Regions from separate parts of the Homo sapiens genome. Here region 1 is linked to region 2. Evidence: read pairs that join two places in POLR2A ChIA-PET (ENCODE). Cell type or tissue: OCI-LY7. All regions are shown on one strand. Links, peaks and the distances in the headings refer to the core of each region. The heading gives the core; the rest is flanking DNA. Region 1 overlaps TSHR (thyroid stimulating hormone receptor). Region 2 overlaps CEP128 (centrosomal protein 128).

What was found. Peaks named below come from ENCODE experiments on the same cell type or tissue, not always from the same donor. Only the 100,000 strongest peaks of a DNase experiment are listed, where the experiment ranks them.
Region 1: POLR2A ChIA-PET joins it to region 2 with 6 read pairs; 6 of 35 experiments call an interaction of 5 or more read pairs at or near these places.

What each region holds. Positions count from the first base shown.
Region 1 is chr14:80,978,236-80,983,620 of GRCh38, forward strand. The region is part of intron 1 of TSHR (thyroid stimulating hormone receptor); the gene reads left to right. It also overlaps the pseudogene GPRASP3P1. Among named protein-coding and RNA genes, the nearest start is that of TSHR, 25 kb to the left of the region's middle. In OCI-LY7, for the core only: no CTCF peak of the experiment used is centred there; a DNase peak (open chromatin) is centred at 436; H3K4me3 peaks cover 1,195 bases; H3K27ac peaks cover 1,860 bases.
Region 2 is chr14:80,928,989-80,934,373 of GRCh38, forward strand. The region is part of intron 2 of CEP128 (centrosomal protein 128); the gene reads right to left. Among named protein-coding and RNA genes, the nearest start is that of CEP128, 10 kb to the right of the region's middle. RefSeq lists enhancers at 1,920-2,049, 2,070-2,139, 2,950-2,999. In OCI-LY7, for the core only: no CTCF peak of the experiment used is centred there; DNase peaks (open chromatin) are centred at 1,043, 1,323 and 2,243; H3K4me3 peaks cover 3,158 bases; H3K27ac peaks cover 4,965 bases.

The DNA of each region.
Region 1 (5,385 bases), core at 213-5,212, 49 kb after region 2:
TGCCACCCTGTGCCAGAGACTATCTGTGCCCCCTGTGCCACCCAGAATGGGATCCTCATCACCAGCTTGCAGGAAGTGATCTGCTCCCAAAACCTCATTTTACCTCCTGCTTTCTCAGACCAATTCCAGTACCAACTGTATCAGTTCAGTTATTCTGGGAAGCAGATGCTGAGACAGCGTTAGGAGTGCAAGTGGTTCATTGAAAGATAACATCTGTGAAAGATAAAGGGGGAGAGCCCCAGACTGTGCTACAGAGCTGACAAAATCTTGGCCAAACCAATGGGGAGCTCTAGAGCAAAGACTGCCTGTTAGAGGGACCCACATTAGGCATAGAAGCCAGGCTCTAGCACCACTGCCATGCTCAGCCCTGGGCTGTGGGCTTCCCGGGAAGAGTAGAGCCTTGGTTAAAACACTGTGACAGTTCCTGCAGGTGCTGCAGATGGAGGCTGGCAGCTAACTGCCTCCTGACAGTTACACAGAAAGCTGTTTCCTGGAGGGAGATCTGAGTGGTGCATCTCTGTGGCTGCCATACCCATTTTCTCTTTCATCTTCTCTGTTTGCACATCTGCCTTTCTGTACCAGCTTCTCTTTCTTCCTCTACCTATCATTTAAATGATGCTGGATGGTTTTGAGGTTCTTATCTCATGCCACACTTCTCCAGCCTCGCCTACTCCCATTCATACATCTAATGAGATTCTAATGAATTTGAATTTCAGATCTGTAAGCCAGGTCTCTTTTCTGAGCACTAAACTTATTTCATCCAATTGCTCACTAAAATATCATACAGTGTCCTTATATTTAACATTTCCAAAGGTGACATTATTATCTTCTTGGCCAAAACTATCTGTATACCCATCTCAGTGAATGGATCCATCGGTTACCCGGATGCTCAAAACAGCATAGTCATCTGCAACAACATGGATGAACCTGGAGGATATCATGTTAAGTGAAATTGGCCAGACACAGAAAGACAAGTGGTGCATGATCTCATGCATATGTGGAGTCTAACAACATTGATCTCGTAGAAGCATCATGCATATGTGGAGTCTAACATCATGCATATGTGGAGTCTAATGACATTGATCTCATAGAAGCAGAGAGTAGGATAGTGGTTACCAAAGGCTGTGCAGAGGGTAGGGGGAGGAAGAAATGAGGAGAGGTTGGTCAACAGGTATAAAGTTACAGTTAGGTAGGAGGAATAAATTCTGATGTTCTATTGCACAGTAGGGTGACTATGTTAACAATAATGTATTGTTTATTTCCAAATAGCTAGAAGAGATGATGTTGAATGTTCTCACCACAAAGAAATGATAAATGTTTGAGGTGATGGATTTGCAAATTACTCTGATTTGATCATTATACAATGTATACATGTATCAAAACAGCATACCGTATTCCAAAAATATGTGCTAATTAAAAATAAGAGAAAACTAAAAACATAAAATCAGTATTTAAAGACAAAGAAAAACAGACACATAGGATTATTCTTGATACTTTCTTCTCACTCATCCCTAATATCAAATCCATTATTAATTATTACTAGTCTAAATATATCTTGAATCTGTCTCCATTTCATTTGTTTTCATCTGAGTTCTCACCACTAACATTTTTTTCCACCTGAATGGAAATGGAGTTTCTTTTGTTCTTGCTAAACACAGCAGTGAGGGTGATCAGCCTGTACTGCGGATGGGGTCTCGGTCTCTTGAGTAAAATACGCTATTGGCTTCCATTGCTCTTCAGAAAATTTCAGACTCTTCACATGGTTTATGAAGTCCCCGTGATCTGGCCCTGCTTGCTTCTCTTTGCAGGCAGATCTTTTACTAGTTTCCCTCCACTTTAGTCACTTCTATTATTTCAGCCACTTTGAACTATTTTTATATTCTAGAATTTTATTTCAGCCACTTCGAACTATTTTTACATCCTAGAATGTGTCATTCACTCTGCTGCTCTTATTGCTTGCACAAGCTATTCATTTTTGTGGGAACATTCTTTATTTCCACTCTTTTTTTTCTATAATTAACCCTTTTCCATCTTTAATGCATATGAAAGCACAAAAATAGCAACACAGATAACTATGTGCTACCATCAAAATTAACCAGAAGTTAACAATTGGCTTTAACTTAGGTTTCTCTTTTATTTTTTAAATAAATAAAATGTTACAGCAACAACTAAAGCTCTGCCACTATCCACTTTTTCCTTCTCTCCCCACGCAGGGATTAAGATAGAATTTTACTGTTATTGTACCCTCTCTTGCTGTTAAGAAATCTGCCACCAGCTCAGTTATCCTTCTCTTGATGTTTTCATCTTTGACTTTTATTTGCTTTTAAGATCTCTTTGTCTTTAATGTTTAACAGTTTTCCTGTAATATGTGTAGATATTGATGAATTTTTATTTACCCTGCTTTGAATTCATTGTTCTATTTTGAATGAGAAGTTCTTAGCCATTATCTCTTTAATATTGTCTGTCCTCATTTTCTCTATTCTTTTCTCATGTGAGTCCTATTAGATGTAAGTTGGATCATCCATCTTTCATTCTTGCCTTTTAACTTCTCTTTTGTGTTTTCTAATATGATATCTCTCTGTGCTACATTTTATCTGGTTTCTTAGCTTTACATATATTTCCAGGCCACTATTCTTCAGCTAACTACTCTTCTGTCTAATCCATTTCTGTTATATTTCGGTTGTCTGTTCTGTTTCATATATCTGTTCATTTTTGTGGTTTTGATCATGTCTTTTATGTCCTGAATTAGTTTTTAAAAAAACTTATTTTATAATCACTTTGAAATCATTCTATTCTCTGTAATTCTTGGGGGTGTCAGTTTGAAAACTGTGAGATCTTAATGGCTCTTTCATGGTGAATTGTTACCTTTTTATTTTATAATTTAGGATTATAAACTCATTTATCATTGAGAAAATGGCTCAAGGGGAGTTCCACAATTGTTTCCAACAGCAACATCAGGGATTTCACTGCTCAGGGATATATTTTATGATACTATCTCAGCTTGGGAGGTGTCTCAGCCATCCAGTAGTTTAAATGCCAACCAAAACACACAAGTTTATGGGCAAGGGCATGGTTCCAGATTCTCAAGAAGGTTTTTTTAAAAATAGAATATTGAGTTTGATGCAGTGGCGTCAGGAGCAGGACGACTCTTTGCCATTCAGATCATGGGGAAAGCAGTGGGAATCCAAGTGAGGAGCAGCCAGAGGACAACAGAGGAGAGGATGGGAGGCTGATGACCTGGGCCCTGGGCGTGTGGAGGCTGTGACTCTTCTCTAGCTAGAGGACTCTTCTTTTGTGGGAAGGATAGCATCTTCTGAGGACCCTTGCTATGTGAGCAGGCTGACATAGGTGGTGATGAGGTCTGTTCCTTTCTAGGTTCCTGTAGAGATCTGTAGGTAGCTGTTCACTAGGGAGTTAACTAAGAAAGAGAACAAAAACTATTCATTTGGATCCAAGGTCCATCACCGCTGGTAGCTGTGGTGGCTTTGGATTGTCGGACGACCATCAGCTTCAGCAGGTCTGCACTAGGGAACAATCATTCTTCCCTAGCCCAAGCGTGCCTCTGCCCTCTGTATCGTTGACAGAGGCTGCATGTTTGGCAAGAGAACATAGTGACTGCTGAACTGAAAGTTGACTCTAACTCTCGCTACCAAGTTTTTCCCTGACACAGTGAAAGAGTATTAAGACATCAGCCTAGGACACCTTGAGAACCAAGGACAAGATGGACAGGGCCAAGTAACTGGGCTTCAACCATGACTGGGACTAAGAATAAGACAAGAGGCCAGGCCAAAGCGGAAAAGAGTCTGCTATACAAGCTAAAGCTGGAGAAGAGAGGGAGGCTACGGGTGTGGTTAGGCCTGTAGCCAATACCTGGGCCAAAGCAAAAGACAAGCCAGGGTCTCTGACAGATGCAGTGGCAGAGATGAAGGCAGTGTCTAAGAACAAGGTCGGTGCTGAGATGAAGGAAGGAGCCCCTGTCAGAGCCTAAGGCTCTGGGCAAAGCCACTGGAGATTTCAGTCCCGAGGCTGGGAATGAGTCCACCAGCTCCACATGTAAAAATGGGGCTGGTATTGATGCCTGGGTCTGGGCTGAGGAAGAGGCCACTATCAATTCCTGGTTCTGAAATGGAGAAGAGGCTGGTAATCATTCCGGTGCTAAGAATGATAAACCTGAAATTGGTGCCCAGGTCTGTGCTGAGGAGTTGGAGCCTGTGACTGGGGCCAGTTGCAAACCTAGGTCTGGGGCTGAGGAAGAGGAGGAAGAGAATGTCATTGGGAACTGGTTTTGGGAAGGAGATGATGCTAGTTTTGACCCTAATCCTCAATCTGTGAGTAGGATAGTTAGATCTCAGCCTGTGGATGAAATTAATGGAAAAAAAAAATAGGCCCAAGGACTGGTCTGAGGTAACTATCTGGCCCAAAGCCCCTGCTGTAACTCCAGCAGTATTCGGATTAGATCCCAGGCATCTAAGGCAAGCCCTCCTTCATATATTGTTTTGGCCTCAGCTGAAGAAAATGCCTATTCTTTGCCTGTGGCAACAGCCTGCCCTTGTAGGAACACTAACTCATGCTCACAGCCCATCCCTGAGTGTCCTTTTGGTTCCGACCCTTGCATCCAGACCATAGATGAGATTAGACACCAAATCAGGATTAGGGAGGTAAATGGGATTAAGCCATTTGCTTACTCTTGCAAAATGGAATGCTATGTGGACTCTGAGGAATTTGAACAACTTGTTAACTTACTTAAGTCAACTACTGATCCTCTTGTTCATAAAAGAGCACAGATTGCAATGGGTATCCATAACGTTCACCCATTTGCCCAAGAGTTTATTAATGAAATGGTATAATGATGCTTATTGAAAGCTTGCTCAGTTTTCCTTCCCCAGAAATGAGAAAATTACTAATTTTCTTATGAGTAATTACTCTGAATCCTCCTTCTGGGGATGAAAGACAATGCAAAATTGAATTACATGTTAAGCATATGTGTAAAGACACCATGTCATTTCCTTTGAACTCACCTGGACAGCAATCTGGATCAAAGATACTAGGGCAACTGACTACTGATTTTGTCCATCACTACATTGTTGCCGGTGACTTTTCAGAGCTTTTTCATTTGCCATCCTTGAGAAAGTACAAAACCAGACATCTTGTTTTGAAAGTAATTTTAAATATATCTGAAAATCCAACTGCAGCCAGAGACATGATCAATATGAAGGCACTGGCAGCATCAAAACTCATCTTTAACCATAAAGAGGCAAAAGCCAGTCTTGTTAGTGGTGTGGCCATATTTATTAACATAAAGGAGCATATCAGAAAGGGCTCAATTGTAGTTGTTGATCACTTGAGTTATAATACACTCATGGGCATTCTCAGGGAAGTTAAAGG
Region 2 (5,385 bases), core at 226-5,225:
TAATATCCAGAATCTACAAGGAACTCAAACATATCAGAAAAAAAAAAGTAATCCTATTAAAAAGTGGGCAAATGACATAAACAGACAGTTCTCAAAAGAAGATATACAAATGGCCAACAAACATGAAAAAAAATGATCAACATCACTAATCAGAGAAATCCAAATGAAAGCCACAATAAGATACCATCTTATCCCAGCAGAATGGCCATTATTAAAATGTCAAACAACAATAGATATTGGTGTGGATGTAATGAAATGAGAATGCTTATACACTACTGATGGAAATGTAAATCAGTACAACCTCTATGGAAAATAGTATGGAGATTTCTCAAAGAACTAAAAGTAGATCTATCATTTGAATCAGGAATCCCACTACAGGGTATCTACCCAAAGGAAAATAAGTCACTATGTCAAAAAGACATCTGCACATCTATGTTTGTCACAGCACAATTCACAATTGCAACGATATGGAATCAACCTAAGTGCCCATCAACTGATGAGTGCATAAGGAAAATGTGGTATATATGTATACCATGGAATACTACTCAGCCATAAAGAAGAACAAAATAATGTATTTTGCAGCAACTTGGTTAGAACTGGAGGCTATTATTCTAAGTAACTCAGAAATCAAAAGCCAACTATTTCATGTTCTCACTTACAAGTGGGAGCTAAGCTATGAGTACACAAAGACATACAGAGTGGTAGAGTGGACACTGGAGACTTGGAAGGGGGCAGTGTGAGAGGGGGTTGAGGGATGAAAAACTACCTATTGGGTACAATGTACACTACTCAGGTGACAGGTGCCTAAAATCCCAGACTTCACCACTATACGATTCATCCATGTAACCAAAAACCACTTACATCCTAAAGCAGGGGTCTCCAGCCATGAGCCAAGGACCACTACCAGTCCGTGGCCTGTTAGGAACCGGGATGCAGAGCAGCAGGTGAACAGCGGGTGGGTGAGCAAAGTTTCATCTGTATTTACAGCTGCCCCCTTCACTTGCATTACCACCTGAGCTCCACTTTCTGTCAGATCAGCGGTGGCATTAGATTGTCCTAGGAGCACAAGCTCTACTGTGAACTGTACATGCAAGGGATCTAGGTTGTGTGTTCCTTATGAGAATCTAATGTCTGATGACCTGAGGTGGAGCTGAGGTGGTGATTCTAGTGCTGGGAGCAGCTACAAATACAAATTAACATTAGCAGAGAGGTTTGACTGCCCAGAGACCGTAGTAAATCTACTGCTTGCAGACTCATATCAAAACCCTATCAGTGAGTGGCAAGTGACAAGCTGCATCTGGCGGCAGGCTTTAAGTCAGGATCTGATACTTCAGTCCGCACATGGCCCGCCCATTATTTTATTTACCACTTCTGTCCATACCTCTTTCCTGCACTATGCACTTGTCTCAGTCACTGTTTTGGTAAGCCCGCAAGCTACCCCTAGCCAAAATGAGTAAAAAACAAATGTCACTGGAGAGCTTCTTTGAAAAGGGGGAAAGATCCAATGATGGGACAGCAGAAGATGCTAAAAGTGCCAACAAGAAGAAAACTCCATTTAAAAAAATTACCAAGAGTCCTCCTTAAATTAAGAGTTCATTGCAACAGGTGATTCGCCTTCTCCAAGCCTGCTTTGTGTATGTGATGACCAGCTATGCAATAAAGCCACGAAACCTTCAAAACTGCTTCACCACATGGAGACCATGCACACTGCATTAAAAGACAAGCCTCTGGAGTTTTTCAAAAGAAAAAAACATGAACACAAAGAACAGAAGCAATTATTGAAGGCCACCACTTCATCAAATGCATCTGTACTGCGAGCATCATTCTCAGTGGCTAACCACATTGCTAAAGCTAAGAAGTCCTTTACTATTGGTGAAGAGTTGACCTGCTTGCTGCTAAGGACATTTGTCATGAACTTTTAGGAGAGGTTGCAGTTCAAAAGGTGGCACGTGTTCCTCTTTTGGCTAGCACTATAACTAGATGAATGATGAAATAACAGAGGATAGTGAGGTACAACTGTTAAAGAGGATTAATGAGTCATCGTGGTATGCAATCCAGGTTGATGAGCCTGTCAATGTTGACGATAAGGCAAGAATGCTTGTTTTTATGTGATATATTTTTCAGGAGGATGTGCATGAGGATACGATATGCGTACTTTTGTTGCCAACCAACACCACAGCTGCAGAACTATTAAAGTCTTTGAATGATTACCTAACAGGAAAACCACATTGGTCATTTTGTGTTGGTATGTGCACAGACGAAGCAGCTGCCATGACTGAACGGCTTGCTGGTTTCACTACTCAAGTCAAAGAGGGTGCTTCTGAATATGAGTCTATGCACTGTGTCATCCATGGAGAAATGCTGGGTAGCTGAACAATGTCACCTGAACCTAACAACGTTTTGCAGGATGTGATTAAAATTATCAGCCACATTAAAGTACATGCCCTTAACTCATGTCTGTTCTTGCAGCTCTGTGAGGAGATGCAGAGCACACACATCATCTCTTATACACAGAAGTGAGATGGCTTTCTAAAGGTAGATCACTGGCCAGAGATTTTGAGTTACAACAGCTGCTCCAGAGAGTTCTTTTAGAAATACAGTCACTACTGGCAGCACATTTCAGTGACACAGAATGGGTTGTAAAACTTGTTTACTTGTGTGACTGACATATTCAAATTCAACCTGCTCCACAAACTCAACCTGTCACTTCACGGGAAAACGACAACTGTGTTCAAGTCAGCAGATAAAGTGGATGCATTCAGAGAAAACTAGAATTATGGGGGCAACCAGTGAACATTGGGATTTTTGACATGTTTCAAATATTAGCAGAGATTTTGAAAGAGACTGAGCCAGGGCCTTCTTTCTCCCAGCTGGTGTATGATCATCTATCTCAGCTTTCAAAGGAGTTTGAGTATTACTTCCTAATATAGTCTGGCTGTGTCTCCACCCAAATCTCATCTTGAATTGTAGTTCTCGTAATCCCCATGTGTCGTGGGAGAGACTGGTGGGAGGTAATTGACTCATAGGGGCAGTTACCCCCATGCTGTTCTCATGATAGTAGTGAGTTCTCACAAGATCTGATGGTTTTATAAGGGGCTTTTCCTCCTTCACCTGGCACTTCTCTCTCCTGATGCCATGTGAAGAAGGATGTGTTTGCATCCCTTCCACCACGATTGTAGGTTTCCTGAGGCCTCCGCAGCCATGCGGAACTATGGGTCAATTAAACCTCTTTCCTTTATAAATTACCCAGTCTCGGGTATTTCTTCATAGCAGCATGAGAATGGACCAACATACTTCTCAACCATAAAAGATCCCCAAATTGGGAAGAAATGGTTCCGCAACCCACTTGTAAATAAACCAGGTGAATCAACTTTGTCCATGCTAGAAGAGGATCAACTTCCTGAGATTGCAAATGACTCTGGCCTTAAAAGTATGTCTGAGACAACTTCAAACCTCTATATGTTCTGGATTTAAGTCAAGGCAAAATATCCTGAGATTGCCTTGTGCACCAAAAAGCCTGCTTCCATTTCCAACATCTTATCTTTGTGAAGCAGGTTTTTCTGCAGTGACAGCAACAAAAATGAGACTACAGAGTAGAATGGACGTAAGCAACACACTTTGGGTGTCACTGTCTCCCATGACCCCAAGACGGGACTGTCTAGTTGCAGGAAAAAAAAGCTCAGGGCTCCCACTGACTCTATGGTGAGTTGCATAATTATTTCTTTATATATTACAGTGTAATAATAACAGAAATAAAGTACACAATAAATGCAATGCACTTGAATCATCCCAAAACCATCCTTCTCTCTGCCTCCCAGTCTGTGAAAAAATTGTCCTCCATGAAAAGTGCCTCTGGTGCCAAAAAGGTTGGGGACCCCTGCCCTAAAGCTATTGAAACCAAATAATAATAATAATAATAATGATTTTTTAAAAGGACACTGCAGAAGGAAGGCGCTTCTCTTTCTGGTTCCATGTTTTCCATTTGTTGCATTTTCATTTCAGCATCCTGTGTGAGGATATCCAGTGGTACTCAACTCCATCAAGTTTCAGCAGTACCCACATTGGGCAGCTTCCCATCAAGTTTCAGTAGCCCCACCCCCTACTCAGATTCTTACTGAATCTGACAGACAACCTCACAGTCAATCCCCCAGCTTCACCCTACCAGCATCCTGGAGAGGTGTTTCCTGCCCATCATTCGTGGTGTGGTTCCCTGCCTTCCAGCGTCACTCCGCCTTTAATTAGGAACAGTGTCCTCTCCTTCCCCAGCAACTGTGGATCAGCTATGGCCCCAGTAACTCAGTAAGTCTCTCCACCATTCAGGGAGCTATAGCCACACCTCCAACAAGGTAGGAATCCCAGCCTTGCAGAGAGCCCCCTCTAAGTTTATATCTCCTTTGGGCACTGTCTGTCAGCCCAGGGGATTCTTTAGAGTCATCTCTGTCCTTTTACAGATAATCCCCTTATAGTTAATTATATCAGGAGTCAGCAAATTTTTTTTCTCTGCCCAACTGTGAGCCTCTGCCAGCTGTAGCACAAAAGCACAGACAATTATAAATGAATGGGGTAGCTTGATTTGACCTGTGGTAAGCTAAATTTAGCCCATGGGATATGGCTTATCAACCTCTGCTGTATGTTAAGCTTTCCCTGTTAAAATTACTATGGGACATCTGTCTCATCTGTTTAGGGGCAAATGCTGAGTGAACTCTGAGGGACAAATCCAACAAATACGTCAAGTAGGAAAAGGAATAGAAAGTATCCTTTGGAAGTGCTAGTGACTGTATCAAAAGCAGTCTCAGTAAAATGCTTAGGTGAGGACGATGCCAGGTTGTGGAGTAAATAGGAGGTGAAAAAGCAGAAGCACTGTGTATAAATCATTCTTTTAGGAAGTCTGCATATGTGAAGAAAGAGATTAGTAGCTAGAAAGGAATATTTATGTGTGGGAAATAAGCCTTAGATTGCAAAATATTTGAGACTCTGATGCCAGGGAGGTCCGATATACAAGAAATAAGATGGCAGACTTCAGACAAGCCCGACCTACCATTAGGATCCATGCAAGCAAGTCACTTACTGTGGAGAGTCCTATGCAACCACCAGCTGAGGATGTGCTACACATCTTTCCTGCAAACACTGTGACACACTTCCCCCACCCTCTGCAGTTAATTCCCAGCTTTCAAGCCTCCTGTCTTAATAAGTTACACAAATAATGGCCTTCATCCTAAAACTGCTTTACAGTACCAGATGGTTCAGCAAACTATGGCACAGCCAATTTTAAGGGTCAGGAAGAAGATAATGATTTCTTGTCTAAGAACTCAAAGACCATCCTTTGGCAAAAGTTTATTGAGCAGACCTTAAAATTAAAGGTCAACAGGAAATGTTTTTTAAAAC